Regions from separate parts of the Mus musculus genome. Here region 2 is linked to region 1. The links are chromatin loops, found by intact Hi-C in ENCODE. Cell type or tissue: heart. All regions are shown on one strand.

Evidence for each region. Peaks named below come from ENCODE experiments on the same cell type or tissue, not always from the same donor. Only the 100,000 strongest peaks of a DNase experiment are listed, where the experiment ranks them.
Region 2: it touches region 1 in a loop (2.1-fold over the local background); 2 of 42 quality-filtered maps call a loop at or near these places.

Annotation. Positions count from the first base shown.
Region 1 is chr5:34,369,591-34,377,590 of GRCm38, forward strand. Fam193a (family with sequence homology 193, member A) reads left to right here and starts at 343. Exons shown (of 21, transcript NM_001243123.1): 1 at 343-837. The coding sequence starts at 616. In heart, CTCF peaks have their summits at 4,944 (motif pointing left) and 6,361 (motif pointing right); DNase peaks (open chromatin) are centred at 161 and 931; H3K4me3 peaks cover 2,185 bases; H3K27ac peaks cover 1,225 bases.
Region 2 is chr5:34,509,750-34,517,749 of GRCm38, forward strand. It overlaps Tnip2 (TNFAIP3 interacting protein 2), which reads right to left and starts at 4,230. Exons shown (of 6, transcript NM_139064.2): 1 at 3,870-4,230. The coding sequence starts at 4,148. In heart, no CTCF peak of the experiment used is centred here; a DNase peak (open chromatin) is centred at 4,302; H3K4me3 peaks cover 1,798 bases; H3K27ac peaks cover 1,573 bases.

The DNA of each region.
Region 1 (8,000 bases):
GGAACTGCGAGACCCTCTTGGACCCCGCCCGCCTCCAGCTCCGTCCGTGCGCGGACTACAGATTCCACAGGGCCACGCGGCGCCGGACGTCACCCTAGGCACACCCTCTCCCCGCACGACTAACTGCGCGTGGCCCTACGGGAGTCGTGGTCCCGCCCCACACGCCCGGGCGGAGCCGCGGGCGGCTGGAACTACAGCTCCCGGCATGCCTCGCGCGTGGCGTCGGGGGCGGGGTCCCAGGCCAGGGGCGCGCCGCCCGGGAGGGCGGAGTGCGGGGGGCGGCCGCCCGCGCCCCTCCCCCTGCCGCTGCTTCCCCCCTCCCCCGACGTAAACTGGGATCCCTTTCCCCTTGTGTCCGCCATATTGGACTCTTAACTCTGGTCAGCGGCGGCACCGGGCCCGGTGGACTCGCGTCGCTCTCGCCAGCAGCTGCCCCTCAGATCCCGTCCGCCCCGCCCTCCCAGCCCGGGAGGAGACCCCGCGCCGCGCCCCCCGCCCGGCCGGCCGCAGCGCCCGCCGCCGCCTCCGCCTGCCCGCCGCTGCCGCCGCCGCCCGCGGCCCGGCGCCCGCCCGCGCCCCTTCCCCGCCCGCCGTCCTCCGTCCCTCACTCCCGCCATGAGCCCGGCCGACGCTAAGCGCGGAGCCAAGCGCCGGAAGAACAAGCGCGGCGGCGGCGGTGGCTCGGGTGGCGGCGGCTCGGGCGGCAAGGCCGGCTCGGCGGCGGCCCTGCGCGGCCCCCAGGCCCCGGGCCCCGGCGCGGCGGGCCTGCTGGGCGGCGCGGCGGCCCACGGGCCTCTGGGCGCGGGTGCGGGCGGTGCCGCCGGAGGCTACTTCGAGGTAAGCAGCAGGGGTCCGCGGGCGGGAGCGGCCGCCGCCCCCTCACGAGCGGCCGGGCGGGCGCGGCCGGCGGATAACGGGCCGGCGCCTGCCTAGCTGACAGCTCCTCCCGGGCGCGAGCGCGGCGGAGGGAGGGCGGCGCCGGCGGGACCCCCGAGGCACACCGACTGTGGCCTTGAAAAGTGCCCCCTAGAAGTTTCTGGGTACCGCCTGGCGCACCACGGGCGCGGCTGTCTTGCCCTCTGTGCCTGCTGCTGTAAGCTCTCGGGAGCCGCCGGGGTCTCTTTCCTCAGGAGTGTCAGCTGAGGATAGTCGCAAGGGTTGGGGTAACTATTTTTTCAGGTTTACTTACGCAGGCATGCTGTGGATGGACCGCTGTCTCTTTTATTCTGTTTCAGAAGATAGTGCTGGTACGTGGGATGCAGTTGGCATAATCGGTTCTATAGATTGGATTGGCCACCGAATGATTATGGGTTTCTCTCAAGTTGCGTTCTTGTAAGGTTGCTAAAACAAGTTATCTTCTTTTAAAAAGACATCCACAGTGAAGAAACCAAAGCTTTAAGGGGTATTTGTGTGCCAAGTCATGAGGCAGATTTTTTTTTTTTTTAATGAGATTCGGAATATTGTGTTGGCACAGTATGTATTGAGAGCAGTTGAGAAAATTGTTGGGGATGGGCATGGGTTTTGATGCTCATGTTGTTGCAAGAAAGTACAGTAATGGATAAATACTTAAGTTTTCCTTATTTGTTCCCGGTGTTCTCTGCAGTTTTGGTGCAACTTTGGGAGCTTTCTTCGCGGAGTATTGTTACATTTGTTTAGCATCTGGGGTTTGTCCTTGGGTTTGAGTTTCCAGAGTTTGGCCTTTTTCTTGACTCTGGACAGCTCTAGTTTAAAATGAGGTTGTGATTTTTCATTTTGGGACTTTGTGGGTCGCCTTTGCTTTTGCTGGAAGGGGAAGGTGGGAGGTTGGCCTGTTCGAAAGCTTTATAGAAAGGGTAATAGTGGTTGCTGGAGCTGGAAGTGAAGTACATCCATTTCTGTATGTACAGTGAAGACCAGCTGCTAACAAGGAGCCTTACTCCTCATACCTCGTGCTAGGTAGGATTGAGTAATTGCAACATAACATAGAATTACCTGAAATAACTTGCTTTTTGTAGCTCTTCAAACTCAGATTATGCATAATTTTGACAGAATTGTTTGTGTTGAACTATTATGCATCAAGAGTTTGGGCCATCACCCACCATTAAAAACAATCATACACAAAAAAGTTTCATAAAAGGATTCCCAGTCTTTTCTGGTCTTTGCTGTTCTACTTCATTTCCTTAATAAAATACTTGTTCACACATTTCTCTGTGCGTTATTGAATTTAGACATACATCATGTAAAAACATTGCTTTTATTGTATTTTAAAGTTAAGGTGTGTTTAGTTTAAACATCTTTTTGTGTTTTCCTCATATACAAAACAAGTCTTCATAGCAGTAGAACTAAAAATATCCTTGTAACCCCAGAGATCTTTTTTGTTTTGATTTGATTTGAGAATGGGTCTTTCTCTGTTTTGGCTGTCCTAGAACTCATTATGTAGAGCAGGCTGACCTGGAATTCAACAGAGGTCTGCCTGCCTCTGTCTCCCTATTGCTTGGATTAAAAGCATCACCATCATACCCAGCTCCACAGAACTCTGAAAATCCAGTTTCCATACAAAATGGTAAGCTCTTTGGGTGCCTTATATGGCACAGCACAGGTATGCATAACAATGTCAGGTAACTGTTGGACCTGTACTTCCCAGAGAGAAGTCTTGAGCTTCCTCTACTCTCTCTAGGTCACCAAACCAGAAGGTGACTAAGAAAGGACAGGAAGGACTGTCCTTATCCTTAGTAGGGAGTCCCACATTGCTCTTAGTGCTGGGCACAGAACTGTAGGTTATACTATCTTATTTGAGGTGGCTCCTGAGCTAGTTAGTGGAAATGTGGGTATGGGTAACTTCTTGTGAAATTGTTGGTCCAGAAGTAAACTCTGGTGTCCAAGGCTCAGGGTGCAGGTTGCACAGATTTAAGTTTCTGAGGTTCCTTTGTGCTTGGTGTCAGACCTGTACTCCTTGTTGGGCACTCAGATCCTAGGCTTAAGATTAAACAAATAAATGTAGGGAAGATTGCAAGCAGTGTTTAGTGGCAGTCTGTAAGTGATGTATGATTGTGGCCATTGTGTTTCAGGATGCTGAGCTGGTCTTTTTAGGGGTTCTGCTTCTAGATAATAGGGCTAATGTTTTTGTTGTTGTTTTGTTTTTTATTCTAATTGTGAAATGGGGAAATTTGGACTCAGGTCTTGGACTTGAGCTTGTGCAATGGTTAGACTACTCACTCAGTGAACAGTTAGGTGAAGCATATCAAGAGTAAATCTAATTATTTTGCATTTCTATTTTAAGATGATTTTCATAATGTTCATGATACATTAAAGTGGAAAGGATTATAGGTGTTTATAGCACAGAGCTGTTTTTGTAAAATATTGTGTGCATATGGATTTACATAGGAAAGTCTTGTCCACAAAGACTATGGTGGGCATTCTGAAGCTTATTCTTTCCTTTTCCCACATGCTTCAAGCTTTCAAAATTTGAAATCTGCAGTGAGCGTTATTCATGGACCAAGAAAGTGAATGGCATTAAAGCCTGAGACAACTAACAGCGTTTTTCTGTTTTGTAAATAAACTAGTGAAGGGTTTTTCTACCACCCTTTGGCACTTACATATTTTGATATTAGGTACAGAAACAAACATTATCTACATAATGAGAATTGTATTTTCAAAATAATTATCTAACATTTAGTCATATATACTTACAAAACCCAGGTTCCTTCTATTATGGAAATCGACCTGTGTTATTAGTTGTTGGAATATCAGATTACATGTGACATATTCACACAGGGCTGGAATGGGGATTTAAGGTTATTTTTGTAATGATGTGTGAGATTTATAAAAGGATGCCATTTAAGGTAGGGGTCAAAAGGAGTTTTCAAACTGAAAGTTAAAGTCAGAAACCTGTCACTGGAGCTGGGCGTGGTGGCACACGCCTTTAATCCCAGCACTCAGGAGGCAGAGGCAGGCGGATTTCTGAGTTCGAGGCCAGCCTGGTCTACAAAGTGAGTTCCAGGACAGCCAGGGCTACACAGAGAAACTCTGTCTCGGAAAAAAACAAAACAAAACAAAAAAGCCCCCAAAAAACCCTGTCACTGACTATAGGCATTTGTAATAATGAATCCCCTTTTATCCTGATACTAGGAGTGTAGATAACAATGGGCTAAGGCCATCATGCAAGTGCCTCTTGATCTTAGAGGGTATTCAGGGTCTGGTGTTCATTTGGGTCTTTGTAGTAGGTGAAGGCACACTTGTAGTTCACATTGCTTTGTGATCTGAGGAAGTAGCTTGAAAAAAAATCTAGAACTTGAGGTGCTTTAAAGGATTACTAGTTTAACTTAGCTTACATTAACTACAATCCAGGCTTTAGAAAAAGTGCCATCACAGAGAGCCCTGTTGTGGCAGGTTTTTAGAGTGCTTCATGACATGAGTGTTCCAGTGCCCTGTGCTCCTTCATCATTCACTTCAAGGTGTGATACCTGTCTTGGCTATATCTTCCACTTGTTTGTGAGTTTTATACAAAAAGGGTTGTTTTGTGCCTCAGTGCTTTGGCTCAGCTTTTCATTTGTGATGACTCCAGGGTAAGATTGCTTTTTGCTGTTGTTCTATATAGGATGTACACTTTACACTGTGAAAATTCCTCAGTCTGTCTGATGTAATGTGGATGGACATTGAGATGCTTTAAGGCTGATGTGAATGAGCTTACATTTCTGCTTGTGCCTTTTGATGTGCATGGGCACTGTTTGAATTGGGCATGTTTCTGGGAATAGAATTGCTGAGTATGTAGATATGTGACTTGAGGTTCAACTGATCAGTTTTTCTAAGTGATGCTGCTGTAGGCTTATTAAAAGTTAATGTATAGGGGGCTGGAGAAATGGCTCAGCAGTTAAGAGCATTGACTGCTCTTCCGAAGGTCCTGAGTTCAAATCCCAGCAACCACATGATGGCTCACAACCATCCATAACGAGATCTGGAGCCCTCTTCTGGAGGGTCTGAAGATAGCTACTGTGTACTTACATGTAATAAATAAATAAATATTTTTTAAAAAGTTAATGTATAGCAAAATTATGTTTTGTCTTGGGAAACAGATGTTGTGTTGTTGCTTGGGTTGGTCTCAAACTCCTGAATTCAAGTGATCATTCACTTTAGCCTCTCTGAGAACTTAGAACTGTAATAGTATACCACTGTGCCCAGCTTTGTGATCCTAAGGATTGACCTTGGGGCCTTGTGCATGCTTACTACCTATTGCTCAGTTCTGCCTCCAACCTCATTACTCTGATTTTAACGCATGTGAGTCTCTTGAGGTTACTGTGTCAGTCAAGGTACAGGACAGTTTCATTAATCAGAAACATACTCCTGTTATCCCTGTACAATTGTACTCTCCCCCACTCTTTATTCTTGACACTCACTGTTACTTAAGAAAGAACAAAGTCTCATTATGTAGTCCTGGCTGTCCTGGAATTTGCTTTGTAGTCCAGGTTAGCCTTGAGCTTAAAGATCTGCCTGCCTGTGCCGTCAGAGTGTTGGGCTTAAGGGGGTGCACCACCACTGTCCAGCTCAGAACTGCTCATTTCTGGTTGGATTGCTATTTTTCCAGTTTAGAAAGTTCTTTATAATTTTGTGTTTGTTTGTTTGTTTTGCTTTTCGAAACAGAAACAGGCTTTCTCTGTATAGCCCTGGCTGTCCTGGAACTCACTCTGTAGACCAGGCTGGCCTCGAACTCAGAAATGCACCTGCCTCTGCCTCTGCCTCCTGAGTGCTGGGATTAAAGGCGTGCGCCACCACGCCCGGCTGTGTACAAGATTTTACATGTGATTTGTAGACATTTTCTTCCAATCTTGTCTTTTATTTGTCAGCAGTTATTACCACTTTAAAAAAAAAATCTATTTCAAAGATTTATTTTAAATTTATATGTGTGTGAGTATTTTCTTATGTAATATGTGCCCCTCATGTGTGCTTGGTGTCCACAAAGGTCAGAACCTGGATTCCATGGAAGAGCTGCAACTGTTTTTAACCACTGAGCCATGTCTCCAGCCCTTAGAGCTTTAACTGTTGTAGAGATGAAAAAAAAAATTAATAATTTTCTTTTTTCTGAGAATCATTTTTGTTTTATTCTGTTTTTTTTGTTTGTTTGTTTTTTGTTGTTGTTTCCATACATTTCAGAATCAGCGTGCTGATACCTAGAAGTAGTTTTTATGGGACTGAATAGAAACACCTTAAATCTCAACATAGATCAGTTTGGTAGAAAATTGACAGTTAATATTTTGAATCTTCCAAAAGGTGAAATGGTAGCATTTTTTTCTCTCTTTTTTAAAAAGATTTATTTATTTATTTATTTATTTATTTATTTATTATATCTAAGTACACTATAGCTGTCTTCAGATACACCAGAAGAGGGCGTCAGACCTCATTATGGATGGTTGTGAGCCACCATGTGGTTGCTGGGATTTGAACTCGGGACCTTCAGAAGCACAGTCTGTGCTCTTAACCACTGAGCCATCTCTCCGCATTTTTTTCTCTTAATTGGCTGTCTTGTTTTCTGCATGTAACATAGAGACCATATAGCTTATGTTGTTTCAGATGTGTGTAAATTTCATTATTTCAAATTTTACTTTTTTAACTATTTTAAGTAACTCCTTTATTTTTAGTCCAGAGATAGAACCCAAGGTCTATTGTGCATGCCACACGCTGATATTCTTCCCACTTCCTGACCTAGATCTCCCACGTTTTGGCTCCCCGCCCCCAACTTTGCAAATCATGTTTTTCAAATTTTTAATTTTCAGTTACTCATTAGTCGTAGGTCTGTTGGTTGGTCGGTCGGTTGGTCTACCTACCTACCTACTTATTTATTTATTTATTGGATTGTTTGTGTAACCCCCGGTGTCCTAGAACTCACTCTGTAGACTAGGCTGGCCTTGAATTTAGAGATCTGCCTGCTTCCGCTGTCTGTCCGTCCATCTGTCCACCCGTCTACTTATTTATTTATTGGATTGCTTGTGTAGCCCCAACTGTCCTGGAACGCATTCTGTAGACGAAGCTGGCCTCGAACTCTGAGATCTTGTTGCTTCTGCCTTCTGCATGGGGAGATCAATGGAATGGCATGCTCTACTACCGCTCAGCTGATACTTATTACACTGGCTACAGCATCATCTACAAGTGGTGAGAGTGGATATTGCTTTTACCTGAGCTTAGAGCAGAAGCTTGTAGTTTTTCACCGTTACGTATATTTGTTGGAGATTTATTTATTTTTTTGTAGCTACCCATTATATTATATAAAAAGTTCCCATTTCTGGTTTGATGAGAATCTTATTAGCAGATGTTAAATTTTTAAAAATGAGTTTTAAAATAATTGATTCTGTTTTTTTTTTTTTAATGCTGTCAATGTAGTAATAGTATTACTGATTTTGGATATTGAACCAATTTTGCATTCATGAACTAAATCCCTTTGTGGTCATAGTATATTCATTTTAAATTTTCAATATTAAATTTTTTGTGGGGCTAAAGAATTGCTACTTGCTAGTATTGATATTTCAGTGATTGTTGCTGTATCATGATGCTATTTTCTAAAAAGTTATATTGCTCCTGACTGACTTATTAGTATAGTGTTGGCGTTATAAATAAAGGTTGAAGTTGTTTTTTTCTTGTCTTTTTCAGTAGTTTAGTGCTGTGATGGTTATTCTTGGTTGTCAACTTGATATACATGGGAAGACTGAACCCCAATTGAAGATTTGCCTTCATCAAATTGGCCTGTGGGGCATTTTCTTGATTGATTTAGGAGGGTTCAGCCCACTGTGGGTAGTACCATCCCTAAGCAGTTGGGCTGGGTGGTATCAGAGAGAACCAAGGTGGATGATAGCTGTTTGACATGGGCATATTAGGCAAAGGTTAGTCACACAGATCAGTGTAACTCTGTACAGCTTAGAATCACTCTTTTCTTCTTCTTTTTTTAAAAAGATTTATTTGTTTATTTATTTACATTAATGAATACACTGTATCTGTCTTCCGACACACCAGAAGAGGGCATCAGATCTTATTAC
Region 2 (8,000 bases), 140 kb after region 1:
ATAAGAGGTAAGAAAAAGATAATAATTTTTTTTAAAAGTCATCCTGTATTTGCATTGAGCTGACAAGTACATAATCCCTTTGACATTTGCTAAAACTGTGCTTACCTGAATCTGTCACCATGGAATGCAGTACATGGTTACTGCAGTGGTTTAAATGAGAACGCCCTCCATGGGCTCATATATTTGAATCTTTAGTTCCCCATTGGTGGAACTGTTTGTAAAGGAATGGGAGGTGTGTTGTTGGAAAAGGTGTGCCAATTACTGGGGGTGGGGGAGCACCAAGTCCCATCTCTTCCTTATACTGCTTACATTAGCCTTATCCTGTGCATAACTCTGCAAACCATATAACCAAGGAAGCTACATCATAGAAAAAAGGCACGGGGGCTGGAGAGGTGGCTCAGCAGTTAAGAACAGCGACTGTTCTTCCGGAGGTCCTGAGTTCAATTCCCAGCAAACACATGGTGGCCCACAACCATCTAATGGGATCTCACGCCCTTTTCTGGTGTGTCTGAAGACAGCTATAGTGCTGTCTTTTATTTATACATAAAATAAATCGATAAATCTTTTATTAAAAAAGCAATACTGAAATTAAAATAAACAGGGTAATTTTGACACATATTTCTAGTGCTAATAATAGTTAGCCAATTTGTTTTGGCAGACTGAGGAGCCACACAATAGTTTTGTAATATTTAGTCACCATACAGTTAACAAAAATCCCTAAACAAAATTGCAAATAATTCTTAAAATCCCAGAACAAAATCTGTATGCCAGGGGCCATAGACTGCTTCTGTCTGGAGCCTCTAGAGAGCTATAAATAAGTCCCAGTTGCCGGGTACAGATACATCTGCACTGAACACCAATGGCTAGCAGACTGCAGATGAAGTTCTGTTCTGGTTATGGGGATCTCCTTTACCATAACTACCCCCCACTGATAGTCTGGTGACAAATTGTGAGGTGCCTTCAGAACCACACTCTGTACTCACTATGGCACCTGATGTTACAACACTAAATTAGTGGCACAGACCAGGCGGCCTCTGCTTTCCCTTCTGTTCTGATATTTTACAACCCTCCTTCCAGAAAGAGGGAGACTTGGAGTGGGGAGACTCCTATTGCTCTTGGTACTTTAAATGATACAGATAGAAAACCATGACAACAGAAGTGTGAACCCAGCAATGCCAAGGATCTGTGTCTTTGCAAAGGAAACGCAGGTAGAGGCATGTAAAAAGCATGTGAGATTATTTTATTCCTTCCTTTATTTTTCAGATATTCTGAAGTTTACCATCAGAAAAAAAAATGCTTTCTTTTTTCCCCCTCTAGAATTTTGTTATGGCTAGGTCTGGTAGCAAAAGCCTGTAATACCATCTACCTGAAAGACTGAGGCAGGGAGAATCCAAATTCAATGCCTGCCTGAGATTCACAGTGAGTTCAACATCCATTTGGGTAACTTAGTGAGACCAGATCTCAAAGTAAAAAGCAAAAAGAGAACTGGAGGGGCTGGAGAGATGGCTCAGCAGTTTAGAGCACTGAATGCTCTTCTGAAGGTCCTGAGTTCAAATCCCAGCAACCACATGGTGGCTCACAACCATCTGTAATGAGATCTGACGCCCTCTTCTGGTGTGCCTGAAGACAGCTACAGTGTACTTACATATAATAAATAAATAAATCTTAAAAAGGAAGAAGAAGCCGGGCGTGGTGGTGCACGCCTTTAATCCCAGCACTCGGGAGGCAGAGGCAGGCAGATTTCTGAGTTCGAGGCCAGCCTGGTCTACAAAGTGAGTTCCAGGACAGCCAGGGCTATACAGAGAAACCCTGTATCAAAAACAAACAAACAAACAAACAAACAAAAAGAAGAAAAAGAAGAGGAAGAGGGGGAAGAGGAGGAGGAAGAAGGAGGAGGAGGAGGAGGAGGAGGAGGAGGAGGAGGAGGAAGAGGAGGAGGAGGAGGAGGAGGAGGAGGAGGAGGAGGAGGAGGAGGAAGAGAACCGGAGATGCATGTAGCTCAATGGTGGAGCACCTGCCTAGGCTCTAGCTTCAATCCCCAGTACAAAAAGGGTGGAGATGGGAAGGAAAAAAAGAAAGGAAAAAAAAAGAAAGAAAGAAATCTAGCTGCAGTGGTTATCTTGAAAACAAGCATTATCTTTTATCAGGTAATCTCCTCTCTTATTTTCTTTCCTGGGAAAATCAAGACAGCTATGGACCAAATGGAATAAAATGCCAGCATCCCTCCAAATGCCGGACAAGGTTGTCAGGTTTAGAAATAATTGCTCCAGTAAAGTATTATTACTCATTTCAGTTTTGTGTGCTTATGATATCTCACAGGAACCAAATGATACCAAATGACAAGGAGAGCCAAATAAGAATTCACATATTATCAGACTGGCACCTGTCACTTCTTCCCACATAATACTAAAATGCCACCAACCAAAACCATGGGTCTTCTTTCTCAGAGCACCATCCTTAGGAGCCCTATGCATCTCTCAGGCCCCTGGCACCCTCCTCAAGATTCAGAACCCCACATTCCACAGAAGACCTCCCTAACACAGAACCCAAGAACCAAGACCTATACTGCCTCCTCATACCCAACACACACACACTGGAACCTGAACACAGTCCTCAAAGGGCAATGCCTGTCAGGATATCCTTGAGACCCTTTTGGCCCCATGCTTCGCTCATGTCCTTTAGAGCCTCTAGTGTCTGTCCCACAGAACCCTGAACACCACCCCTCCTCAGAATTCCATCTTAGTCAAGCCTGGTGCCCCCACTGTTGTTGCTTGAATGAGAATGCCCCCACAGGTTCATATATTTGCATTTTTTCATCATCAGATAGTAGCACAATTTGAGAAGGAATAGGACATGTGGCCTTGTTGGAGGAACTGTGTCACTAGGGATGGGCTTTGAGGTTTCAAAAGCCCGCACCAGGCCTAGTGGACGTCTCTCTGCCAGTGGATCAGGATGTAGCTCTCAGCTACTTCTCCAGCACCAAGCTTGCCTGCAAGCTACCATACTCCCCACCATGATGATAATGGACTGACCCTCTGAAACTGTAAGCCAGCCCTCAATTAAATACTTTCTTTTATAAGAGTTGCCTTAGTCATGGTATCTCTTTAACGCAAATAAGGCAGTGATTAAAACAGCTACACACCCCTTTGGGACTAATATAATAATATTACTAATAATATGAGTACATATTGGAGAAGCTTACTACCAACAGAACCACGTGTTCGAGGCTACCTCAGAACATTATGCCCCACAAGATCCCTGCACTCCAGGATCCCTCACATTCCGCAGAACCCTGTCCCCCACAAAACTTCATGAGTAAGTTTCCCACAGCAGTACCCCTCAAAGTCGAGAGACCCAGGGGGTCTGTCCCAAATTAACCTCTATTACAAGTCCCTCAGAAGTGCTCATAACCTCAGCAGGACGTCAGGACTTGGTACTCCTCAAACAGTCACACCCCTACCACCCTGTTGCTCACCAGAACCCCGAGCCCCAGAGACTCCTGCTCACCTCTGGCATATCCCCTGAGCCTACGAATGAATCCCGAACTGCTCAATACCCTGAACTACCCAGACTCTTACCTTCAGACCCTAATCCAACAGGATTACCTGCGCCTCTGATCCCCACGCCCTTCAGACCCTGAAACCTCAGGACCCACTAGTCTCAGGATCTCGTATCCCTCATAACCCAGCTCCTTTCAAACCCCAGCGCACCCCTAAACCACTATGCTCAGACCTCGAGCTCTTCAGACCCGCACCTCGAGCTTCATATCCTCGCGACCCTCAAGACCTCGCGCATCTCTGGACTCCACGTCACTCGCTCCAACAAGTTCCCCAGGCCGCCTTGCGCAGCAGCTCCCGCCCGCCCCGCACCTGCCGCAGCTGGGTCTCCGAAGCGCCTTCCTCCTGTCGTCGCAGCTGCTCACGGAAGCGCTCCACCTGATCCAGAAGTGCGTCCACGAGTGACGGCGCCGTGTGCCCTTCCAGAGCCGCGAGGCGGGTGCGGAGGCTCGCGATGAGGGCGTCACGCGCGGCCAGCTGATCCTTCAGGCGCTGTAGTTGCTGGCCGGCCTCGTGGTACAGGCCACAGAGCGCTGCGGCCGCACGCGGGGCCCCGTCCTGTCTACCAGACCTTGGGTCCCCAGACGACATGGCTGTAGGCCTTCCGTGGGGACTTGGGCGTCTCCAACTTCTCCACACAGGGGGAGCGAAAACCAGCCTTCCCGGAACGTTTCCCGCCCCGCCCACTCCCAGAGCCTAATCCGCCCCCGCCCACAGCTGGCTCCGCCTCGTCCATGGCCCGGAGTCTGACTCCGCCCCGCCTACAGCTGGCTCCGCCTCTCCCACTGCCGGGAGTCTGACTCCGTCCCCTCCCACAGCTGGTCCCTCCTACTCTATGATCTCACTTTCTCTTGACACACCAGCTCCATTCTAGGTGCTGTCTGCTCTATTCCCTGCGTCTGAGGAATTTTCCTGGAGTCAGACCCCATCTGCGACCAGGGTTTGGGGTTAGGTATCCTCTGGTACAGCAGCTGAAGAAAAGCAAATAAATCAAAGGACTTCAAACATGGGACGTAGAGTGTGGTCAGGTTTCATTGGCTGGGCTCCTTCCTCTTCCGGGACTTGACATGCGTTTCTTCATAGAGGGACACTGACCCAGAAAGGTGTTCCCATCCAGAGTACATGATGGAGCCCAGAGCCAGCCACCAAACCCCAGCATGCCCCTAAATTCGCGTTAGGATGGCCTTAGCGCTAGAAGCTGTTCTAGCAGAAGACAAGAGGGTGCCCACCCTTTCCTTCCCACAGTTTCCATATGAACACTGTTTTTCCACTGGGAAGTCTCTCCTCCGTGAGAATCTTTCAATGGCTCATTGCTAAGATCTCATGGAGGTCCCCTCCCTATGTGAGGATGTGTGTCTCCTTTTCTGCTCAGTCTTCTACTCTCAATACCCTGTCTGCTCACAGGCAAGCTCTGGTTGAGCCTGCAGGAACACACTCACTTGCAAGTATAAAACTATAAGCAAAGCCAGACCTCGCCAAGAATGTATGGGATGGATACTGGGAGTCACAGACCTGGCTCACTTATGTTCAGTTCCTTCTTAGCCCTTCCAGCCCAAAACTTCTGCTCAGAAAAGATGGGTCACAGTTGCTTCCTTCCCTACCTGGTAGGGGTGTTGTGGAACTAGAGAATGAGTGCGTATTTCTTTTCTATTAGTGTGACAAAATGCCAGGACCAAGGCAGCGTATAGAAGAAGCATTACTTGGGATAAAGGGTCAGATGTTTAAAGCTGATAGCTCACATCTTGATTACAAATCAGGAAGCAGAGGGCAAGCTGAAACCTCAGAATCTCTCTGCCCATAATGGCACAGCTCTTCCAACAGGCCATACTTTGAAATCCTTTCTAACCTTACATGAGTCACCAACTGGGGACCAAGTATCCAAACATGAGTCTATGGGAGCTGTTCTCATCCAAACTTCCATGATTAAATGATTGTCCAGCACAGTCATTGCTATGGTCATGCAGGGTCATCTTGATTGACTGAGGCAGTTGTGGGATGAAGGGGAAGTGGGTGTGGGAGTGGATATCACACAGAAGAACCCTGGCCCAGAGCTGATATGTGGCTTTAACTCTTCACTACTATTCCTGTGTGTAGCCTAGTAGACCACTCAAGTGCTTTTGAGCCTGGTTGTGAAGTGCAAAATATGAATCAAACAACAAAGACATTTATTCAAATGCTTCTGGGCCACATGTGTTTGGAGTTCAAAAGCTTTGATTTTATGTAGTTGCACATAATTGAGATAACCATCCTCTAAAAAGGTCTACTCTTGGAAGGCAGTGGTAGCACGTGCTTTTAATCCCCAGCACTCTGGAGGCAGAGGCAGGTGGATGGATCTCTGTGAGTTTGAGGCCAGCCTCGTCTACAGATTGAGTTCCAAAACAGCTAGGGCTAACAGAGAAACCCTGTCTTGAAAAACCAAATCAACAACAAAAGGAGTCCTGTTTCCAGTACCTGTGCATATGGGCAAGCTCTGCACAACAGGGAGTACTTGACCTCTATAACCATGTACTCCAGGCTCCTGACAAAGTAACAAAGACGTGATATTGCTTCAAGCTGCTAACACTTGGGAGTCTTTTTTAAAATGTGTGTGTGTGTGTGTGTGTAACATGCATGTGTGCATGATATGTATATGAGCATATATACTATACATGTATGTGTGAGTGTGCGATATGTGTGTGATATGTGTGTATGTATATATAGCATGCACGTGTGGGTGTATGTGTGTAGAGATCAAAAGTTAATGTCGAGTGTCTTCCACTGTTTCTCTTAGCCTTATTTTTTTTTGAGACAGGGTCTCTCACTAAACCCAGAGCTCATGGATTGGCTATACTGGTTGGCTAGCAAGTTCCAGGGATCCACCTGTCTCCATCCCCAACCCCAGGACCCGTGCTAGGGTCATAGATGTGTGTAGTCATGCTTAGTTTCACATGGGTGCTATGAGTCCAAAATCAGATTCTCAGGCTATCTGCTCGAATGTCACTGGGCTATCTCCCAGTCCTCAGGCTATCTGCTTGTACACCACTGGGCTATCTCTGCAGCCCCCTTGAAGATCTTTTTGGTTTGTTCTTTATTTTTCAGTCTCTTCACTTTGTAACCCTGGCTAGCCTGGAATTCTCTATGTAGATCAGGCTGGTCTGGAACTTATGGAGATCTGCCTGTCTCTGTCTCCCAAGTGCTAGGATTAACAGTGTATGCTACCATGCTTGGATCTTGTTCTTTACTTTTTGATGCTGGGTATCACTCTGTAGACCAAACTGGAACTCATTTTGTAAACCAGGCTAGCCTTAAACTCAGAGTAGTTCTTCTGCCTCAGGCTTCTAAGTTCTGGGATTATAGTTAGAGCTACCATCCCCAGCTACACTTGAAATCCTTTCTCTTATCGTATCAGAACAATTGACATAGAGTGTAGCACTCCCACTGGGGCATCTCTAAGCCCCACAAAACAAGTCAGTTTCTGGAAATACAGAGGGAATGCCAGTCAAATTAAGTAAGACAAGATTCAAGTCAGCCATTGTACCAGCTCTAAGAAAAACACTTTGGGTTTCTGAGCTTTTTGGGGACTTTAGAATTGTAGATGAGAGATTCCAGACCTCTAAGGACACTGACCATCTATGACATGGTTAAGATTCTGCAAGTTAACACAGGAAGTTCCTGGCATACATGTGCCTTCAGCTGAATACAGGGCCTGGGTCCTAGAGAGTCATAGATGAATATTCTAACAGTGGAGGCAGATGCCCAGTCCAAGAGGTAGGGAAACTTTATTTAAGCACATTAGTTAATAATTGTCATTAATTGGAACACACCTGGGGGCATGGCCATGAGGTTTCCAGGGAGGATTAATTGAGGAAAGACCCATCCTAAGTGGAGGCAGCACTTTGCATGTGCTGAGCTCCAGGCTGAACAAGAAGGAGAAAGTGAACTGAGTACCACTGTTCACTTCCCTTGACTCCTGCTCCAGCTGCCATACTTTCTCCTTCTGAGTGACTGTGTCCCCTCAAACCAGGAGCCTAAACAAACCCTTCCTCCCTTAAGTTGGTTATTTATTTATTTTAGGCATTTTGCATCAACAACAAGAAAAATAACATATAATAAGGAAAAGATGGGGGGAAATATGTGGGGGCCAGGAAAGGGAGTGGAGTATCCCAACTTAAAGGGTGATTAGATGAGTCACTGCACAGACTTATGATCCCAAAATTCTAAGATGCTGAGGCAGGAGGATCGTTTGAGACCAGCCTGTGCTAAGTAGCAAGTGTGTTTGGGGGGAGGGGGCGCTATCTATTGCAATGTAAAGAATGAAGAGGAGCTCGGTACTTGGGTTCCCAAGAAAGGGATACAATGAGCAAGGGAGGGTCCCCAGGGATACCCAAGAGTTGGATGGAGAAGACTGGAGATCCCAGAGTCTCGGACTCTCATTCTGAGTTTCGATGGGCCGCGAGTTTCCAG